Regions from separate parts of the Homo sapiens genome. Here region 2 is linked to region 1. A link is a contact called in ENCODE Hi-C or POLR2A ChIA-PET data. All regions are on one chromosome and are shown on one strand. The core of a region is the stretch at or near the end of the contact, and the rest is flanking DNA. Distances in the headings are between cores, read along the strand shown.

The links. A loop is a pair of places that touch in the nucleus more often than their neighbours do. ChIA-PET counts read pairs that join two places held with the same protein, here RNA polymerase II (POLR2A).
Region 2: a map with no recorded cell type shows a loop between it and region 1 (5-fold over the local background). The contact joins the enhancer-like site here to the promoter of OR10H5 in region 1. A Hi-C loop is called at or near these places in 1 of 37 single-sample maps with no recorded cell type. POLR2A ChIA-PET finds 5 or more read pairs at or near these places in 1 of 52 experiments (endothelial cell of umbilical vein).

Annotation. Positions count from the first base shown.
Region 1 is chr19:15,785,442-15,789,390 of GRCh38, forward strand. It overlaps OR10H5 (olfactory receptor family 10 subfamily H member 5), which reads left to right and starts at 2,220. Exons shown (of 2, transcript NM_001004466.2): 1 at 2,220-2,275.
Region 2 is chr19:16,919,309-16,923,039 of GRCh38, forward strand. CPAMD8 (C3 and PZP like alpha-2-macroglobulin domain containing 8) reads right to left here. Exons shown (of 42, transcript NM_015692.5): 27 at 2,597-2,678. Among named protein-coding and RNA genes, the nearest start is that of F2RL3, 32 kb to the left of the region's middle. Within about 2 kb of position 1,628, at least 3 of the 41 ENCODE cell types and tissues checked have a DNase peak (open chromatin) inside an H3K27ac peak, as active enhancers do.

The DNA.
Region 1 (3,949 bases), core at 970-3,469:
GTTGGGTCAAATGATATTTCTAGTTCTAGATCCCTGAGGAATTGCCACACTGGCTTCCACAATGGTTGAACTAGTTTACAGTCCCACCAACAGTGTAAAAGTGTTCCTATTTCTCCACATCCTCTCTAGCACCTGTTGTTTCCTGACTTTTTAATAATCGCCATTCTAACTGGTGTGAGATGGTATCTCATTGTGGTTTTGATTTGCATTTCTCTGATGGCCAGTGATGACGAGCATTTTTTCATGTGTCTTTTGGCTGCATAAATGTCTTCTTTTGAGAAGTGTCTGTTCATATCCTTCACCCACTTTTTGATGGGGTTGTTTGTTTTTTCTTGTAAATATGTTGGAGTTCATTGTAGATTCTGAGCTTTGTTCTTTTGGCTTAGGATTGACTTGGCAATGTGGGCTCTTTTTTGGTTCCATATGAACTTTAAAGTAGTTTTTTCCAATTCTGTGAAGAAAGTCATTGGTAGCTTGATGGGGATGGCATTGAATCTATAAATTACCTTGGGCAGTATGGCCATTTTCACAATATTGATTCTTCCTACCCATGAGCATGGAATGTTCTTCCATTTGTTTGTATCCTCTTTTATTTCATCGAGCAGTGGTTTGTAGTTCTCCTTGAAGAGGTCCTTCTATCTGATCTTTGACAACATGACAAAAACAAGAAATGGGGAAAGGATTCCCTATTTAATAAATGGTGCTGGGAAAACTGGCTAGCCATATGTAGAAAGCTGAAACTGGATCCCTTCCTTACACCTTACACAAAAATTAATTCAAGATGGACTAAAGACTTAAATGTTAGACCTAAAACCATAAAAACCCTAGAAGAAAACCTAGGCAATACCTTTCAGTACATAGGCATGGGCAAGGACTTCATGTCTAAAACACCAAAAGCAACGGCAACAAAAGCCAAAATTGACAAATGGGATATAATTAAACTAAAGAGCTTCTGCACAGCAAAAGAAACTACCATCAGAGTGAACAGTCAACCTACAGAATGGGAGAAAATTTTTGCAATCTACTCATCTGACAAAGGGCTAATATCCAGAATCTACATCTGACTAATTTTTGTATTTTGAGTAGAGATGGGGTTTCGCCATGTTGGCCAGGCTGGTCTTGAGCTCCTGAACTCAAGTGATCCACCTGCCTCAGCCTCCCAGAGTGCTGGGATTACAGGCATGAGCCACCGCGCCCGGCCCCCAACTCACTAATTCTCTCTTCAATTGTGTCTGACATGCATTAAACTTCTCCTGGGATATTAATATTGTAGCTTTGGTTCTAAAAATTATATATCTTTTTTTTCAAATCAACCCTGCCGCTCTTTACAATGCTTTATCCTTGAAGATATTTCCAAAATTACATTTCGTTATTTAAACTTCGTAAGCAATATTGTTTCATAGTCCTTGCCTGATAATTCCAGTATCTGAAATCTTTGTTGGACTGTTTCTGGAGTTATGGGGAACTGGGAGATTCTGAAGGTGTTGATACCTGGGTCATGATGCACCCTGTCAAGTTTATGGGGAGGAAGAGGCAGAGCTGGAGCTCTTGGCCCCTCCACTCCATCTGGGCTTGCTGCAGGAACCTACCGTGTGACCTTGGCCTTGTTCCCTGCCCTCTGTGGGCTTTGTGTTCCCAGAGGCAACCATAGAGGATGCTTCTTCTGAGAATCACACCTCTGTGTCTCTCCAGATCCCTTTCCTGATATCTGTTGAGAAGAGACACCATCCTGGGAAACATCACCCAGAATCCAGTCCCATTTTTCCAAAATGCTTGGAATTGGGGCAGCCCAGCCCAGCCTCGCTAGCCGCAGGGGGTGGTGGTGGTGGTGGTGTCAGGGTTTGATGGTGGTGTCAGGGTTTGATGGTGAGATCTTTAGGGAGGAGGTGATGTAAAAACTGAAACCTCAAATGAGAACAGGACTGAGATAAGTGAGAGTGAGTAGTGGTGGAAGGGGTCCCAGGCAGGAGGAAGGGAGGAAAGATGGAAGAAGGGAAGAAGAGAGGAAGGAAGGAAGAGAAGGAAGAAAAGAGGGAGGGAAGCAGCAAAGGAAGGAGGGAGGCAGGAATGGAGAGGGCAATCCCAAGGTCCCCCGCCTCCCTCCTTGGACTTCGATTACCCTGCATCCTGCATCCCAGGCAGGCTCCTCAAGACACCTCTGGGAACGTGCCACTGGGGAAGACGCCTGCAGAGATGAAGCTCTCACCCTGGGTGCACTGTGCCCAGGGCCATTACAGGCCTGGCTGCAAGGCGTCCCTAAAGGTCTCTGATGAAGGTAAGTGGAGTCGTCTATTTCCAAACCTGCTTTCCAGGATGAAGTGGCAAGAGTACTGGGAGGTGGAAGGGAGAAGGCAAGAGAAGCAGGGAAAATTGGAACAGAGGGAGGCACAGGTTTGGGAAAAGAAACGAGAGGGAGCATGGGATGATATGGAGTAGGGGTTCTATAGCCTCAGCCACCTGACTCCAGGCTGGATCAGCCTGTCCTCACTCCAAGTCCCCCATAGAGTCCACCTACTGCCTAGAGCAGCCCCCTTTCCACAGCAGTCGTGGCCACCAGGGTCCATGCTGGGGTGGGGAGTGGTCTCTATACTAAGTTGTGGAGGAGGGTGGTTCTGAGCCAAGCGGGTGACATTGAGTGTGTCACCATGCATGTGGGTGTACTTAGGCATCACCCATGTGTACTCCTGCCTTCACTGTGTGTGTGTGTGTGCAGTTGTGTGCGCTTGTATGAGATTATTGTAGCTGCCATTTCAAAGTGCCGCAAACCTTGTGGCTTAAAACAAGATAAATGCATTCTTGCAGGGTTCTGGAGGCTAGACGTCTTAAAGCAAGACGTCTACAAAGCTACTCTCCCTCTGAAGATTCTAAGGGAGAAGATGCCTTGCCTCTTCCAGCTTCTGGGTGCTCTAGGCATTGATTGATTTGTAGCTGCATCGCTCCAATCTCTGCCTCTCTCTTCACGCGACCTTTTCCTCTGTGTGTCCTCCCCTCGTCTTTGAGGGGCACCAGTTGTTGGATTTAGTAAACAACCTAATTCAGAATAATCTCATTTTTATTTTTATTATTATTATTTTTTGGACAGGGTCTCGCTCTGTCACCCAGGCTGGAGTGCAGTGGCACGATCACAGCTCACTGCAGCCTCGACCTCCCAGGCTCAACTGATCCTCCCACTTGGCCTCCTAAGCAGCTGTTAGCGCAGGCACACAGCACCACGCCCAGCTAATTTTTGTAGAGATGGGGTTTTGCCATGTTGCTCAGGCTGGTCTCGAACTCCTGGATTCAAGCAATCCCCCGCCCCACCCACCTTGGTCTCCCACAGTGCTGGGATTATAGGTGTGAGCCACCACACCCAGCTGATCTCATTTTTGGATCCTTACCTTAATGACATCTGTAAAAGACTCTATTGCCACCTAAGGTCACATTATTTTATTTTAGTTTAGTTTAGTTTGGTTTCAGGGTACATGCTCAGGATGTGCAGGTTTGTCACACAGGCAAATGTGTGCCATGGTGCTTTGCTGCACCTATCAACCTATCACCTAGGTATTAAGCCTGGCATACATTAGCTATTTTTCTGAGGCTCTCCCCACCCCTGCCCTACCCCAACAGGCCCCAGTGTGTGTTGTTCCCCTCCCTGTGTCCAAAGGTCACATTCTGAGGTTCTGAATGAACATGAGTTTTGGAGGGACATGATTCAACACACACAGTGCCCTCACACATGGAATGGCTGTGTGTCTCCAGTTTATTCCAGCCCCAGATGAGCACCAGGCATTTGGCAAGGGCTCCATAGGTGTGTGCAGAATGAGTGGTGGTGTCTCTGGTTCTGGCTGGGGGTGTCACCGCCAGTGTGCATTTCAGAGCCAGTGCGACTGTGTGGCATTGCTCAGATCTGTCTGCCTTTGCATCTGTGTGTTCAGTTGTATGATAAAGTGCATAAGCAGAAAGAGCTGGA
Region 2 (3,731 bases), core at 378-2,877, 1.1 Mb after region 1:
CTTGAATTGCTCACTGTGAGAGGAAGCCAGCCGCCATGTTGTAAGAACACTCAAGTAGTCCCTATGGAGAAGTCCATGTGGTGAGCAACTGAGGCCTCCTGCCAACAGCCATGTGAGGGAGCCAATTTGGAAACAAATCTTCCAGCCCCAGTAGAGCCTTCAGATGAAGACAGCAACAGCCAACACCTTGACTGCAACCTCAGCAAAGATCCCCAGGCAGAAACACCCAGCTAAGCTGCTCCTGAATTCCTGATCCATAAGAATTAATACATAATAAATAGAGATAATACGTTTGTTGTTTTAAATGGCTACATTTGGGGTCACTTGTTACACAGCAGTGGATAACTATTGCATCTCTCACAGGGTCTTTCTCCTGCACTGGGCAGCGAGGACCTGGAGGTAGGAACCATGTGTTCCTTTTTCCCCCAGGATGAAGACCAGAGCCTAGCTCACTCAATGAATAAATGAATGAATGTGCGTTGAGTATAAGGGAACCCATCTAGAACAGATCCCAAGTTTTCAGGCTCCCTGGCAGGATCTTGGAGCCTTATGGTAAGTAGTTAGGGGAGGTGCTAACAGGACGGCACTGCACTGAGTGTACCACATGCTTATCCCATGGATCCAGGTTCTTAGAGGGATGTGTGGTAAGGAAACAGGCTCAGAGAGGTTGATCATCGGGTCTAAGGCCACACAGCTCACATGAGACAGAGCTGAGGTTTGTCCAGCTTCGGGGTGGGTGCTGCTGCCACTGCCCTGCGCTCACTGCCTCCTTGTCCTACAGGGTCCCCAGGAAGACGTCCATGTTTGGAGACCAACAGGAATGTTTCAGGAGGTGAGAGGGGACCTGGAAGCTGCTGACTTCCATGCACACAGTGAAATTTGATTTTTCAGCCATGCGCGGTGGCTCACGCCTGTAATCCCAGCACTTTGGGAGGCCGAGGCGGGCGGATCACAAGGTCAGAAGATCGAGACCATCCTGGCTAACACGGTGAAACCCCGTCTCTATTAAAAATACAAAAAAAGTAGCCAGGCGTGGTGGCGGGCGCCTGTATTCCCAGCTACTCGGGAGGCTGAGGCAGGAGAATGGCGTGAACCCAGGGGGCGGAGCTTGCAGTGTGCCGAGATGGCGCCACTGCACTCCAGCCTGGGTGACAGAGCGAGACTCCGTCTCAAAAAAAACAAAAAGGAAATTTGATTTTTCTTGCTCATGCTGAGAGTTTAATCCCCGGAAGATGCTGAGGAGGTGTGTGCACACTGAGTGTCTAGGCCGGGCACGGTGGCTCACGCCTGTAATCCCAGCACTTTAGGAGGCCAAGGCAGGCGGATCATCTGAGGTCAGGAGTTTGAGACCAGCCTGGCCAACATGGTGAAACCCCGTCCCTACTAAAAATACAAAAATTAGCTGGGCATGATGGTGCACACCTGTAATCCTAGCTACTCAGGAGGCTGAGGCAGGAGAATTGCTTGAACCTAGGAGATGGAGGTTGCAGTGACCCAAGATTGCACCACTGCACTCCAGCCTGGGGAACAGAGTTAGACTCTATCTCAAAAAAAAAAAAAAAAAAAAAAAAGGTCCAATGCGTCACAACTTGCTAATCCTGGCTGGTGGAGGCCTCCTAGGGGCTGCTGGGGCTCAGCCAGCTTTTGGAGAGTGACTCAGTGGCTTTAGCTGTCCCTGGGGTGGGCGGGGCCTCTGCTTGCTAAGACGTGATTGGGGCCTTGCGTTATCAGCTGTCGGCAAGGCAGGGCCCTGGGACTAGAGCTGGGACAGTGTGGATGAGCTCCTGGGGCTGGGGGAGGCTGGGTGAGTCGCCAACCCTGGGCCCCTCTGGAGCTAGGTAAGTGATGCTGCCCATGGCAGGAAGTACTCAGCCACATGTCCCCACTCCCTGGGATCCTGGCACTGTGACTGTGCAGTGGACACTCTGTTGGACTAAAGACAGGGCAGTTTCCACGCTCACAGCTGCTGTCGGCACTACCAGGGTGGCAATCTCCGAGAAGGAGTCCGGCGATGGGTACAGGAGTTGGAAAGTGACTCACAGTCTCAGGTGAACCCCATGATGATGCCAAGAACTGCAATAGCCTGAGGATATCAGGAAAACAAGACCCAGGTGTGCCCGGCCTCCCAGGGGCCCTCCCTGCCCTGGTCTCCTCCCTGCAGTTACCACAGAAACAAGATCCCAGGCTGCTCCTGCACACAGCACACCCCAGCCTCAAGGTGCTGGTCTGGCCTCTGACCCCTCTGCCCTGCCATCTCCTCCTGCTCCAGTCACCGCTATTCCTGAGTCCTGGGAGCTTGAGGAAGCCCAGGGCATCCAGGGCTCACTCCCAAGGGGCCAGAGAGCAGGGCATGGAGTCTTGCTCACTGTGGTAACAGCAGCAGAAACAGGAATGGTTACGATCACCAGCTCTGCACTGGCCCCAAGCCCCAACCTCCATCTCTGGAGCTGGGACCACCACAGTCTTTACTTCCCAGCTGTGTTCCCTGTCATCCGGGGATCAGGCGCCAAGTGATCTGGTCACACTGCATTGGATGTGAGGCCATGGCGTCGGGCGGGGAGCCTCAGAGGCAATGCCCAGGGCGGTGGGGACTCACCACATGCTCCCCGATGCGTCCCGCTCCCCAAACGCGCTGTAGGAGCCATCCTGGCGCTTGTAGGTCAGCTGGCGCTGGTAGCCTGTGGGGCAAGCAGAGAGGACCCTGTCCTGTTGAGTGGCCTGGCCCAGGCCCGCCCCCAGGGACCTACACCACTCTGCCGTCCCCTACCCCGGATCTCCGAAGCCACACCACATGTGGGGTCCCTGGAATTGCCTCGAATCACATCTGGAGTCCTTGAAACTGCCATACACTCACATCTGGGGTCCCTGAAACTGCCCCATACCACATGTGGGGTTCTTGAAACTGCTTTATACCACATTTGGAGTCCCTAAAACTGCTCCACACCACATCTGGGCTCACTGAAACTGCCCTGTGTCACATCTGGGGTCCCTGAAACTGCCCCACACCACATCTGGGGTTCTTGAAACTGCCTCATACTACATCTGGAGTCCCTGGAACCGCAGCGCACCACATCTGGGGTCCCTGAAACTGCCCCACATCACATCTAGGGTTCTTGAAACTGTCTCATTCCACATCTGGAGTCCCTGGAACTGCTCCACACCACACCTGGGGTCCCTGAAACTGCCCCACACTACATCTGGGGTCCCTGAAACTGCTCCACACCACATCTGGGGTTCTTGAAACTGCCCCATACCCACAGCACATCTGGGGTCCCCGAAACTGCTCCACATCACATCTAGAGTTCTTGAAACTGCCTCATACCACATGTGGAGTCCCTGGAACTGCTCCACACTACATCTGAGGTCCCTGGAACTGCCCCACACCACATCTGGGGTCTCTGAAACTGCTCCACACATCTGGGGTTCCTGAAACTGCTCCACACCACATCTGGGGTCCTTGAAACTACCCTATACCACATTGGGGGTCCCTGAAACTGCTCCACATCACATCGGGGATCCCTGGAACTACCTCACACCACATCTGAGGTCCTTGAAACTGCCCCACACTACATCTAGGGTGGCTGTAACCTCCAACTCATTCATCTTGTTTACTGACATTGCCCCTTCGTGACTACTGGTCACACACTGGCCTTCGGTCACTCCCAGGAGGTCAGCAAAACCACCATCTTGGGGCAGCGCCCTCTGTCCCCCACAGCCCTCTGTCCCCAGGC